Linked DNA regions of Homo sapiens: regions 1 and 3 are each linked to region 2. Evidence: chromatin contacts called from ENCODE Hi-C or POLR2A ChIA-PET data. All regions are on one chromosome and are shown on one strand. The core of a region is the stretch at or near the end of the contact, and the rest is flanking DNA. Distances in the headings are between cores, read along the strand shown.

Region 1 (4,321 bases), core at 567-3,066, 290 kb after region 2:
GGCAAGTTGCAAATGAATATCTCCAACTATGTTTGTTTTCACTTAAATAAAAACCAAAACATACCAAATAACATTATACATTATTTGTGGGTGTAAGATTGTAGAAAAAGTATAAACATATGCAAAGGAGTTAGACACACTGACAGGAAAGTTATGCACACCAGCAACTAGGGAGGTAGGAGGGAAAAGGATGAGAGAAGTTTTATCTGTAATGTTTTATTTCTTTAAACAAGGAGACATTTGAAGCAAACATGGCAAAATGTTAGTATCCTTACATGTGGGAGCTGGGGATATGTTTATCTGTTTTGTTACTTTTGCACTTTTATGGTATGTTTGAAATAGTTTCTAATTTTAACAAATGCTAATGATTGTTCTGGATGTAGGGTAGATAAGAGATTGTAGAAGAATCAAAGTATAAGGAGAATGGTTAGCATGCTACAATTCACAGTACATTTAAATAATTTACGTGTTTGTTCATACATTTAATTTATGGAAGGCCAAACAAAACTCTTTTAAATATGATGCAGGATGTATTATAAGCATATTTTTCCAAACTTACTTGCTCAACCTCTCTGTTGAGGGAATCTACTTTTTCTTTTAATCTGTTACCCTCTGCCTCAGCAGTGATAAGTTCCAGTTTGAGGGTATTGTTATCTGCCTCTGATTGACGGGCTTTATTTTCCCAGTTTTCAGCATCTTCATTGGCTTTTCGAAGTTGTTCCATCATTTGCCGGTTCTCAGATTCCTGAAAAGCAAACTTTAGCTATTACTTTAAAATGCTGAACATATGATAAAAATTAAACATTATTATCCAAGTCATTGGGAATTCACTTGCCATGAGAAGCGTTTATAATAGAACCCTGAGGAAATATATCTATACTCTTAGTTTAGAAAACAGGTCATCCTGTAATTAACAAAGACTGCAATCAGCATCTGCCCTGGCTCCTGAGTAACACTCAGTGAACACTAGTAAATAGTAAATTTAGGTAAATTACTCTTTTCTTCAAGACCTGAATGAATTTGTTCTTATATTTCCTTTTGTTTGAAGTCCTCCACAGCCTGCTTTTCCCATATGTCTGCTTACTGACTACTTGCTGGTCTGGATTCTGAGCCTCTGACCTTTCGTACTGGTGTATTCCCTTGTTCTTGACCAATTTACCGGGCTGTGCTGGCTACAGAGCTTCTGAGTACTTGCATATTTTAAATGTCAGCTTCTGATAATTTCCTGTCTGGTGTCTGCCTTTTATTCATAGCCCCAGCCTTAATTATCTTGATCATGAACTGTTCTATGATTATCTTTTACCTGCTAGTCTAGTAACTTTCCCTGCCAGTCTAGTAACTTTCCTGAAATTGCTCAGAAGTAAACTATCAAACCTATGCCAATAAACACTAGTTGTAAATATGCATTCATGTATAAATTGAGCATACAATAAGAACCAGATTTTTTGAACTTTCAAAATTCTATCATGAGCAGAGTAACTGAAGTAGGGTCTGATTTCTAGTAGGGAAATAAGGAGGGAAAAAAATTCAGCTCCACAAACAATATAATAGACCGAGTAATCATTATTAGGCTATTTAAAAAAATATTTTATTATGGTTTGGTGAATTCATTCTAAAAAATTAGTTGTAATTTTGGTAATTTTTTAAAAGGCACTAGATCTCTTTCTCTCCTGTTAATAAATAGTGCACGTCCCTATCAGAAATCCTGGGCTAAATAAAATGACCAAATTGCAATAAATAATGTCTAATACTCCTTTCAAATCAGATAAGCCATTTCCTGATTATGTTTACTGGTGGAAATTCAGCTAATATTGCCACCTTGTGGCCTCTAATGTGAAAGATCTTTGCCAAGTCTGTGTTAGTCAACAATATACTAAACTACCTTATTGGCTTTCAAGATTCAGATACTCCAACTGTGTCAGCAGGAACCTGATATGTGTTTTCCATGATTGTACTAACAATCATAGTTGTGTACAGAGTATGTACTTGGAGGGTGCTTGTACAATATACTTAAACGAATTGTATTCACATTGATCTTTACCCTCTTTAACTTTGTGCAGTACTTACTGTCTATGTCATTCACTTAAAACTGCCTTACAGCTTTGTGTTGCTAGGTGTGGATGTAAAGCCTCCCTGATAACACCTTGTATTTCTCTAAAGCAGGAACCATTTTTATATTAAATTTAGTTCTGTGACCAGGTAGTACATTATTCAAAGTGAAAAGGGATTCCGTAGAATGTCTCTCCTGTCCTCCAACCACCCAGTGCTCCCTCCTTCTTGGCAAGCAGAAAGCATATTTTACCCTTTTTCATATCCTCCCATAGAGGCCAGAGCAGTGTTGAGCATGAGAGGCAACACTATAAAGAAAATGAAACTGTTCTTTGGTATTCTCTATTTCCTGCTTTCAGGATCTCTTTACTTCTATATGGTGCCTCCCCTGTATCCACAGCTCCCTCTGGCCACCCACAAGTCTCACTGCAACACTCCGTAGGCCTCAGCTGGAATCCTTTGCATTTCTTGCCTAAATTATGGTTACAACCTCTTCTAACTGCTCTCTCCACTTCTGATTTTGTTACCCTTCTGGTTTATTCTTGACGTTTCCAAAATAAACTTCCTAAAAGGCAATCCTTAAATAACTTATATGTTTTAGTTCTAACAAAAGCTTCTGAAAATAGGGTTCAAAGAAGGTCTTTCTTACCTCTCCTTTATCATCCACTTGTACACACTACTCTACCTACAGGACCTACTTTTTCCCCTACACCTTTGCTCATGTTGTTCCCACTGCCTGGCAGTCATTCTGTTTCCTCTCCATTTTTCATCTCTGGCACTCCAGCACCTAGCACGCTGCATGAATGAGTGAATGAATGAAGTACTCCACACTTCTTGATGGTCTATCCCTATCAAAATGGATCCGTGGTTCATTCTCTCCGGGCCTGCATCCATCCAGTGTTATGCAATCTCATAAACAAATTCATACTAGGATGCTAAAATCCCCAGCACTTCGGAAGGCCGAGGTGGGAGGATCACTTGAGCCTAAGAAGCTTGATGTGTGATGTCTGAAAATATAATTCTAGAATCTAAAAGTTATAATCCCTAATGGTGGAATTTCAGGTAATGTTACTAACAGACAAGGGAGATAAAGGGAAGTGTTTAACACTGGCTGAAAGCTTACTATGTTAAATGTTGCTCTGGGGTGAGTGCAGTGGCTCATGCCTGTAATCCCAGCACTTTGGGAGGCCGAGACAGGTGGATCACTTCAGGTCAGAAGTTCGAGACCAGACTGGCTAACATGGCGAAACCCCGTCTCTACTAAAAATACAAAAATTAGCCGGGCATGGTTGCATGCACCTGTAACCCCACCTACTCAGGAGGCAGGAGAATCGCTTGAACATGGGAGGCAAAGGTTGCAGTGAGCCACGATTGCACCACTGCACTCCAGCCTGGCAATACAGTGAGCCTGTCTCAAAAAAAAAAAAAAGTGTTGCTCTGGATATTCATTTATTTATTTCTGACCTATTCTAGAATAGATTCAGATGGCTCACTGTGCTAGGTGTTTTAAATTATCTCACTTACTTGGGTGTTCTTCCCGATTACAGATGGGAAGAATCAGAGAGGCTGAGTAGCCTGCATAAATAAAAAGCCTTTTGTTCATTTATGGTATTACATTGCTGGAACCTTAAAATCAGGAAGTGTAGGAAACCACGTGCTTTTCCTACACAGGCTGCTTGCTGCCTGAAAGCAAGGATTGCAATTTAGAAATCCTTAGAATCTCTTCTGTCTCAAAGCCCTTAACAGTACTATGCATACCATAAATAAATGTTCAAGATATGTTTGTGGACTGACATGAAATGATAAAATAGTATAGGTGGATTGATTATTATAATAGGTATAGTGTTACCTACATACCACTCAAACCATTAATGGGAACATCCTCCCTCAATTTTAGATAATATTTTACCTAATAGACATATCTAAAATCCTCAGTAAAGCTGCCTGTTTATTCCTGAGTTGCCACACATGCACCACACTTATTGGAGTCATCTGATGTCATGTACATGTGCCTGGTCAAATGATTGCTAACAGAGAAGTGTGAGGAGAACCATCTGCCTTGTGGTCCTAAAAAAAATAGATGGTCCCATAACAGGGTAACCAATTCTGATCTGCTACATAATCAGGTGGAACCTCTTTTGTCAGAGGTTTATAACTGGAAACCCCACCACTTTCAATTAATTATAAGCGAGGTCAAATTGATTTTAGCCCTTTGTCCATCATCCAGTTAGGAAGATTCTGCTTGTCTAGAGTGGCAGAGTTGCAAAACAAA
Region 2 (4,514 bases), core at 4-2,503:
GAGGTCAGGAGATCGAGACCATCCTGGCTAACACGGTGAAACCCCATCTCTACCAAACACACACACACACACACACACACACACACACACACACACACACACGAAATTAGCCGGGCGTGGTGGTGGGCGCCTGTAGTCCCAGCTACTCAGGAGGCTGAGGCAGGAGAATGATGTGAACCTGGGAGGCGGAGCTTGCAGTGAGCCAGGATCGCGCCACCGCACTCCAGCCTGGGTGACAGAGCAAGACTCCGTCTCAAAAAAAAAAAAAAAAAAATACCCCTGGGGTCTGCCCACTTCCGTCCATCTTCCCGGTCATCACATGGGTCCTGTCACTGTCACCTCTGGCTGAGATTTGTGCAGTAGCCTCCCAGTGGATCTCCCACTGTCACTTTGCCTGCCCAACCAGCAGATAGAGTGATTTAGAAAGAATAAGTAGATCATGTAACGCCACTCCCAACCCCAGTCTGCACAAAGCTTTTCAGTGAGTTCCTGTCGCACTTAGAATAACACCCACGCTTCTTACTGCACAGAGACCCCGACTGAGCCGCCCCACCTGTCTGTGCAGCCCTGTCTTGACCTGTTCTTCCCTCTCCTATGACATTTCTGGCTGGATTGATCTCTAACGATCCCCTAGGACTTTATTTAATACTCTAAGTGAGATCTGGATCAGGCACCTCAGCATTACCTGGAGCTTGTTAGAAATCTCAAGCCCTCTCCAGACCTACTGAATCAGGAATCAGGATTTCAGCAAGATCCCTGGGTGATTCAAATGCAAATTAAGGCTTGAGAAGCTCTGCTGCAGCTCAGAGCACAGCAGGCCCTTTCCACCCCAGGGCCTTTGCACATGCTCCTCTTTCCCCGGTTCCTCATACAGCTTGCTCCTAGGATACCTCTGGAAATGGATGTGATGAACCATGGCTGCTTCTGGGGAGAGAAACAGGGAAGCTGGCATTGGGGATGGGAGGGAGAATTACCTTTTATTGTGTACTCTCATTCATCTTCAAACAAACAAGCCATTTTAACAGCTGTTTTTCAGCCTTCAGTTCTATTTACAGCCACTATGAAAAGTAACCTCCCTTCCTTCCTTGGTGTCACAGTGTCCTTTGTTTCCTCCATGGTGTTCATCGTAATTTGGTGATCGTGATGTTTCTTCGCTGATGTCTCACTTCTGCCATCAGCATGCAGGAAGTGAAGATGTTGTCTTGTTCACCCCCCTGCATCCACCAGCTTTAGATCCATGCTGCACACAGGAAGCTCTGAAATGCTGACAAAATGAGCTTCTCTGAAATCTTACATTCAGATGCTCCTCCCTGCCCCTTCCGTCCCTCCATGCAGTGCACCTACTAATTTGCTCCCACGACTCCTGTTTCATACCCGCGAGGGGCTCGTGTCCTGATGGCTCTGCTCTTATCTTCCAGCCTCCTTGGTTTGCATCTGTTCTGTGCTGCTTTCTTCTCTGGCTTCCACACACAGAGCAGTTGGCCTCACCTCAGTGTAACTGAGAGAAATGAAAGTCATCAGAGGCAACGCGCTCACTTCCCTGCCACAAAGCCCGCAAACCTGTCCACGTTTGCTGCTGTCTTTTTCTCCCTTCCATTTGCTAACGTGCCACTGCTCTCTTACTGAAAGTGCTCTGATCTCACTCCTCCAGTGGTGCTGGTAAACGTTTCACAACTGACTCTCTGGGAATAAAAAGGTCTGATTTGAGGAATTTGCTGGTTTCTGTGGTGTAAATACTCCCATCACAGCCAATTTCAAGCCACCAGTGAGATAACACGACACGCAGAGTTGGAAGAGATGCATAGACGTGAGTAATCACTCACATATAGCATTCTCACCACAGGGACACAATGGATGGACATTATCTCAGGGGAATAGCTATTGGTAGAAGGTAACAAACTAGGAAGAGATGAGTTTTCAGTATTTATTGCTTTGTCTCTATGTAACCTATTTAACTGTAAGTTTTCATCATTTAATTTTTAACACTGGCTGTGTTTGGCGCCTGGCTCAGAAAATTCCTGCAGATTTCACAGTCGGCTCTCCCGCCTGTGGTCGTGCCTTGCAGCCACTTTTCCACCCCTACACATTTCTCAATCACCACAGTCTGGCTTCCGCCCCACATGCCGAGGAACCTCTCCCACCTCCTTGTTGCTGACTTCCCTCTTACCTTCCTGGATCCCCAGGGGTACGGGACTCTGGGACAACCTACTCCTCCAGCTTCCACAGCCCTGCAGAGCCCGGCTTCTGCCTCTCCTCTGTCCATATGCTCCTGCTCTCTGTCCTTCCTCAATTCCTCTCCTTGATCCATCCCTTAGGGTTTCTGGCCTCAGCCCTGCCTCCCTTTGAGCTCTCTCTTGGCAACTTCAGCCGTCTCCCCGCCCAATGAACCTCTTCTCTCTGTGGGTGACACTCCATTCTCTATCCCCAGTCCCCTCCCAGGCTTTGGCCCACAGCAGGCCCTCACGGTGCATCATGACTTCAGTGAACACATGAAGGAACGGGTTGCTGAAACTATCCCTTGTCCCCTTCTCACTGGCCCCCAGTCCATCCTCCACATTTATCCAAAACCCATCTTTCTCAAATGCAAGTCTTAAGCACCACTTTTGAGCCTCTGGGAGACTGCTGCAGTGGCTCAGGGAGGCTGGGCTGGGGCCAGGCTGGGGCCAGGCTGGTGAGAGCAGAGGTGCACAGACCTGGATACATTTGTGGTGGCTTGTGGAGCGGAACCCACAGACAAGGGCACGCACCGAATGTGGAGGGTGTGTGGTGATTCCCAGGTGCCTGGCACAGGCATCCAGGCGGAGACAAAGCATTCACTGACACAGGGACTTTGAATCATTTCTGTTCTAACTTCTGACACCAAGTGTGTGGGTTTTTACCTCACACTAACCAGTTCTCCAGCTCTCCCGACACCAACTGGTTGTCCTACGATTCAATTCAGTTTTGACACCATCCATCAGCCTCAGGTCCTACAGGTTAAGAGCTCTGTCCTGCAAGGCTGCCCCCACTTCAGAGGCCAGTTGCAAGGCCTAGGCCTCCCAGACGTCTGACCAATGGACTACAAACTGGTGGTTCCCACAAACTGCTCCTCAGGTTTAGAACAGCTCACAGAACTCAGGAAAACATTTTACTTACACATACTGGTTTATGATTAGGATGTAACTCAGGGGCAGCAGAGAAGGACTGCCCTGGGCAAGGCATCGGGGTGACTGTTGCGGAGTGTCCAGGCTCTCTCTGGATGCGCCACCATCCCAGCACCTCCCTGTGCTCACCAGCCCGGAAGCTCTCCAGCCCTGTCCCTGAAGAGTTTTGTGGAGGTCACATCCCTTAGGCATGGTAGATTAAAACACTGGGCATTGGTATGTACCTCAACCTCCAGTCCTTCTCATCTCCTTGGAAGGGAGACGGGGGAGCTGAAAGTGCTAACCCTGTAGTCACGAGGTTGGTTCCTGTGGCAACCACTCCCACCTGAGGCTCTCTAGGAGCTCACTATAAACTCAGGTATGGTTAGAAGGGGCTCATCTTGAATAACAAAAGACATTCCTCTCACCCTCATCTCTTAGGAAATCCCAAGGCTTTTAGAGTTCTCGTGCCAGAACCAGGGTGGAGAATCAAATGTATCTCTTATGACAATGACACAGGGACTGTCATAGGAAGAGCAGATTTGTGTGCAGGGGAGGTGTCTAGATGTACAGGTGCCTACTGGACTTCCAGAGACCAGGGGAGGCACATGGCGTTCAGAACAGAGGTCTGGGAGGAAATAAAGGTGGGAGTTGTTAGCATACAGATGATAGCAATGTCACATAGATGAAAACAAAAATTTTCAGCAAGTTTTCATGGATTTTAGAATAAATTCTAAATGCCTAAGCATGGTCTCCAACAATGCCCCCGCCCCTCAGCTTGCCCTTGCTCTTGGTTTGGGTCTCAGCGCCGGCTCCCCTCCTCCACCCTCCCTTGCCCCTCCCCTTCATCCACTTCCTGCAAGATGGTGGATGCCATACCTGCCTTGGGTGGTTCGGGCTTCAATACTGAAATACCATAGACTGTGTGGCCTATAAACAACATGCTTATTTTTCACACTTCTGGAGGTCTGGAAGTTCATGATTAAGGGGCAGATTTAGTGTCTGGTGAGGGCCCAATTTCTGGTTCATAGATGGTGACTTCTGTCTGTGTCCTCCCATGGTGGAAGGGGCGAGGGGGCTCCCTGGGGCCTCTTCTTGTAGGAACCTATCCCATTCATCAGGGCCCCACCCTCATGACCTAACCAGCTCTCAAACGCCCCACCTCCTAACACCAGCACACGGGTGTTAGGCTTCAACATAGGAATTTGGGGGGACATCAACATCCAGACCTCAGCAGGGCTTCTCCTGCTTACTCCAGCAGATCCTCTGGCGGTGGTGACCGCCATGTGCCCTGCATGGAAGGGCCGTTCTGTCTCTGCCCCAGGACTTGCCCAACTCCTCTGCCCAGTGAGCTGACAGCCCACTGGGGGCAGAGACATCCTTGTCACTAGC
Region 3 (4,066 bases), core at 236-2,735, 370 kb after region 2:
AAAATACAAACAAGAATCTGTCTTATCCTGGAAGCAGATTCGAATGCGACATCCTACTTCTATAACTAACCTGTTTTTTTCTACTTACAAACCTATTGTTATTCTACTTATGTCCTTACACGTAAACAAAGTATACTTGAAATGCTGAACACCAGTACAGAAAATTTTAAACAAGGAAATCTCCTAGGATATAAGGTCCTGGAATGGAAGAAGGAAAACGTTGGGACACTATAATCTATGCAAACTTTCCCGAAGCTGCGAAAAAAAAAAAGTGAAAAAAAACCATATTTCTGTGAGTTTTTAGGTATCAAGTCCATGATCACCTAGTTATCCAATTTAAGTCTCAAATAGTTTTTCAACAAAAGCCAGCTTTCCCTGCCTTTACTGTGTATAATTTTTACTAAAATTATCTGAGATTTTCATGCAAATGCCTATGTAATCTCAGCCTTTCACCACCCCAAGTCTAGAAAGAGGCTCAGAAATGAGCGATCGGGAGTCAGGCTGAACTCCCAAATCTGTGACTTCCAAATTCCTCGGCTCCACCAGAGCTTCCAGAGCGTTTCTAAACTGAACAGTCTCCCCAACAACCAAGCGGAGAGCTGCGGGAGGACGCGAAGCAGTGACCATAGGAACTGGGCTCAAACCTAACCTCCCAAGAAACAGGGGCAACTCGTGCTGCCGAGCTTCCGGCCGGCAGCTGTGCCCGCCGCTGCCCCTCACAGCCGCTCCCGCTGCTAGCGCCCAACTCCGCCCGCCACGGCCCCGCACCCGCCACTCCTGCCCGCTTGCAGCCGCCTTCTCAGAGACCTTCCAGTCCAGTAGCAGCACTCTCCCCACCCCGCGCACCTCCGCAGCTTCTACCTGGAGCTCCGGGTCCCTCCCCGGGCTCCTCGGCCCGCCGTCCTGCCCAGAGCTCATCCCCGCGACTGTCAGCTCTCGGCCTCAGCGGGGGATACAAGAACCGCCCACTCTCCATCCTCCGCCCCTTTCTCCTCCCTTCCCACCCCCAAATCGTCCTGGCCCCGCCCCGGCGGATCGGAGGAAGGACGGAGCCCGCGGGAAGGAGGAGGGGGCGGTTAGCGCCAGCCAGTGCCGCCGTGGCCCCGCCCTCACGCTCTGTACCGGAGTGGGGCTCGTCTTCCACCTCCCCGGCGCCCCAGCTTTGCTTCCGTCCCGCTCGCCCCCAGGCCCGGTGCGCACGCGTACCTGGCTCGACCTTCCTTCTCGCGGGGTCTACAAGCCGTGCGCGCGCTCCTACGCACGGAGCGACGCGTACGTCTACCTGCCTGCCTTACAGGGCACCTAGGAGGGACCCCTTCCTGGCCCATCCGCGCCGCGCAGGCGCACGCCCACGCAGCGCCTAGACGCCCGAGCCGAGCGTCCCGTCTCCTAGTAACCAGCCGCTAGCCCCCTTTTCCACGACTCATTTCTTAATCTCTGCCTGAGGCTGCCGCACCTGGATGGAACGCGCATGCGCAAGGCTGTCTCTCGCAGCCCCGCCTTCCCTCAGCTTGAAACACCTGCTGCTTCGCGGCGGTGGCTTTGTGCCACTTTTCCCAGGGCTTGGGCATCATTCTGGACCCATGTTCGGTGAACCGGTTACTCTCAGAGCTGCTTTCGGGCGCAGCTCCTGCTGCAGCCAGGGCCCGTTTTAAGAGAGGCTTCCAGGTCCAGCCCTCCCGCTGCAGCCTGCAGGGAGCGAGCCGGCCTGTCCCGGTGAGCGTGGGCAGCCTGGAGTCAGGGGAGCCTGGGGACCACGGCCTTGGTCAGCTCTGCACGATCAGGGCTGAATCAGGAAGTGGCAGATCTAGCAACAAAGTCCAGATTCCTGACCGATATTCCTTCTCCACATGCCAGTCCTTTTCCAAATCCCCTCACCTTAAAGTGACAAATGAGCTTTTTAGTGAAAAAGAATGAGCGCTGCATTCTTCTACCAATTTTTTGGAGCCCAGAATGGGGGGGAAAAAAGTCTTCTTAATTTTTCTTAATACCTACCATGTCCCTTCTTAAATAACTCAAGAGCTTCTGGATGATAATGGTGACTTTATCTCCTTTTCCTGCAGATGACATAGACACTAGGTTTTTACAGCAATTCTCTGATGACCTTGATATGGTAGAACGCTGTGTATTTCAAGAGTAAGCTCTCGTTTGAGGAGACTAACAATTCCTGTTTTCGCCAGGTGAGTACTCATTTTTCCCCCCACAAGATATCATTGGCAGGGATAAACAACTTTTGTGTAGAACAAATTTAGTCATAAAAATACATTTAATATAAATGCCATGTTTTTCCAATGTCTTTTCATCGTGTTATTACATGGTCTCATATTTTGTCGCATTTATTTTCAGATATCATATACTTTGTAAGTATAATTAGATACCAAAAAAAATTAAGTGTCCCTGTTATTTTAGATTAAGAGGTTAGAGGACACAAGGAGCACATATCCTCGGAAATGTAATTTTTTAAATGCACAAAATAACAAACTGAGAAGTTATGTTAGAGGGAATAATGTATAATCTCATTTCCTCTTCAGATACTAAGATTATTTTGAATACATTATCTAGCATTATTAAAAACAAATAGGAAAGAATGTTCTAAGTTTAAAACTATCAGCTGGAGTTGAAGACTTCGGGGGTGGGGAGATTATTAATATAGGAAGTAGGAAAGTACTTCCCTTATAGAAAGAATAAGAAAAGTTTAAGCACTTATGTATGCCACCTAGACGGTACTGAAGATTATTTGGAAAGAATATAAGGAAATGATCATTTTAAGGCCAAAAGAGGGTGAAAAGATTTTCCTTTTTTTTCCTATCAAGAACTGTTGACTTTCTCCCCTAACCTGAGAAAGTAAAAATTTCCTTCCCTCTGTGGAAACCCAAGGGGTAGTGAGTGTCCCACCCTGCCCCAACTAAACCTTTTTTTTTTTTTTTTTTTTTTTTTTGAGACAGAGTCTCACTCTGTCGCCCAGGCTGGAGTGCAGTGGCACGATCTCGGCTCACTGCAACCTCCGCCTCCCGGGTTCATGCCATTCTCCTGCCTCAGCCTCCCAAGTAGCTAGGACTACAGGCGCCCACTACTACGCCCAGCTTTTTTTTTGTTTGTTTTTTGTTTTTTGTATTTTTAGTAGAGACAGGGTTTCACTGTGTTAGCCAGGATGGTCTTGATCTCCTGACCTCATGATCCACCCGCCTCAGCCTCCCAAAGTGCTGGGATTACAGGTGTGAGCCACTGCGCCCAGACTTTTTTTTTTTTTCCTTTTTTTTAAGACAGAGTCTCACTCTGTTGCCCTGTACCCAGGCTGGAGTGCGTTGGCATGATCTCAGCTCACTGCACCCTCCACCTTTCAGGTTGAAGCAGTTCTCCTGCCTTAGCCCCTTGAGTAGCTGGGACCACAGGTATGTGCCACCATGCCCAGCTAATTTTTGTATGTTTTTGTAGAGATGCGGTTTCACCATGTTGCCCAGGCTGGTCTTGAACTCCTGGACTCAAGTGATCCACCCACCTCAGCATCCCAAGTGCTGGGATTATATGCATGAGCCACTGTGCCTGGCCCAGGCTAAGCCTTATATAGTACCCTGTGCTTGCTCTCTCGTGACAGACACCTTCTAAGGTCTTGGTTTTCTAGTCCCTTAATTTTTCCATCATTTCAAAAGCTTCACTACAAAAACCTCTGTTATTACTATTTTTTGTTTTGTTTTCACTGTCCTCTTCCTGATCCCCTCAAAAAAAAATCTGGGACTCCAATTCCATATGTGTTAAGCCACTTGATCTTGTTCCACAGCTCACTGATGCTGTGTTCCTTTTTTTTGTTTGTTTTTTTGAGATGGAGTCTCGCTTTGTCTCCCAGGCTGGAGTGCAGTGGCGCGATCTCCGCTCACTGGAAGCTCTGCCTCGCGGCTTCACGCCATTCTCCTGCCTCAGCCTCCCGAGCAGCTGGGACTACAGGCGCCCACCACCACGCCCGGCTAATTTTTTTGTATTTTTAGTAGAGACGGGGTTTCACTGTGTTAGCCAGGATGATCTCGATCTCCTGACCTCATGACCTGCCCGCCTCGGCCTCCCAAAGTGC

What was found. Hi-C counts contacts between places; a loop is a spot of excess contacts on that map. ChIA-PET counts read pairs that join two places held with the same protein, here RNA polymerase II (POLR2A). Pooled maps may share reads with other maps.
Region 1: a loop to region 2 is called in a map of naive thymus-derived CD4-positive, alpha-beta T cell, with 10 times the contacts of the local background. The contact joins the enhancer-like site here to the promoter of LINC02611 in region 2. A Hi-C loop is called at or near these places in 2 of 168 maps with a recorded cell type or tissue (CD4-positive, alpha-beta memory T cell and naive thymus-derived CD4-positive, alpha-beta T cell), 2 of 37 single-sample maps with no recorded cell type and 9 of 50 pooled maps. POLR2A ChIA-PET finds 5 or more read pairs at or near these places in 2 of 52 experiments (PC-9 and activated naive CD4-positive, alpha-beta T cell).
Region 3: a pooled map shows a loop between it and region 2 (5-fold over the local background). The contact joins the promoter of C2orf15 here to the promoter of LINC02611 in region 2. A Hi-C loop is called at or near these places in 1 of 168 maps with a recorded cell type or tissue (naive thymus-derived CD4-positive, alpha-beta T cell) and 11 of 50 pooled maps. POLR2A ChIA-PET finds 5 or more read pairs at or near these places in 4 of 52 experiments (CD4-positive, alpha-beta T cell, CD4-positive, alpha-beta memory T cell, T-cell and 1 more).

What each region holds. Positions count from the first base shown.
Region 1 is chr2:99,064,380-99,068,700 of GRCh38, forward strand. TSGA10 (testis specific 10) reads right to left here. Exons shown (of 21, transcript NM_025244.4): 16 at 560-745. Among named protein-coding and RNA genes, the nearest start is that of C2orf15, 75 kb to the right of the region's middle. Within about 2 kb of position 1,817, at least 9 of the 41 ENCODE cell types and tissues checked have a DNase peak (open chromatin) inside an H3K27ac peak, as active enhancers do.
Region 2 is chr2:98,770,645-98,775,158 of GRCh38, forward strand. It overlaps LINC02611 (long intergenic non-protein coding RNA 2611), which reads right to left and starts at 1,254. Exons shown (of 4, transcript NR_126337.1): 1 at 975-1,254. RefSeq lists enhancers at 1-95, 96-596, 2,733-3,233, 3,234-3,734, 4,040-4,514.
Region 3 is chr2:99,140,222-99,144,287 of GRCh38, forward strand. It overlaps C2orf15 (chromosome 2 open reading frame 15), which reads left to right and starts at 1,486. Exons shown (of 4, transcript NM_144706.4): 1 at 1,486-1,716; 2 at 2,064-2,180. The region is part of intron 1 of TSGA10 (testis specific 10); the gene reads right to left. RefSeq lists silencers at 746-815, 886-1,195 and an enhancer at 1,417-2,223.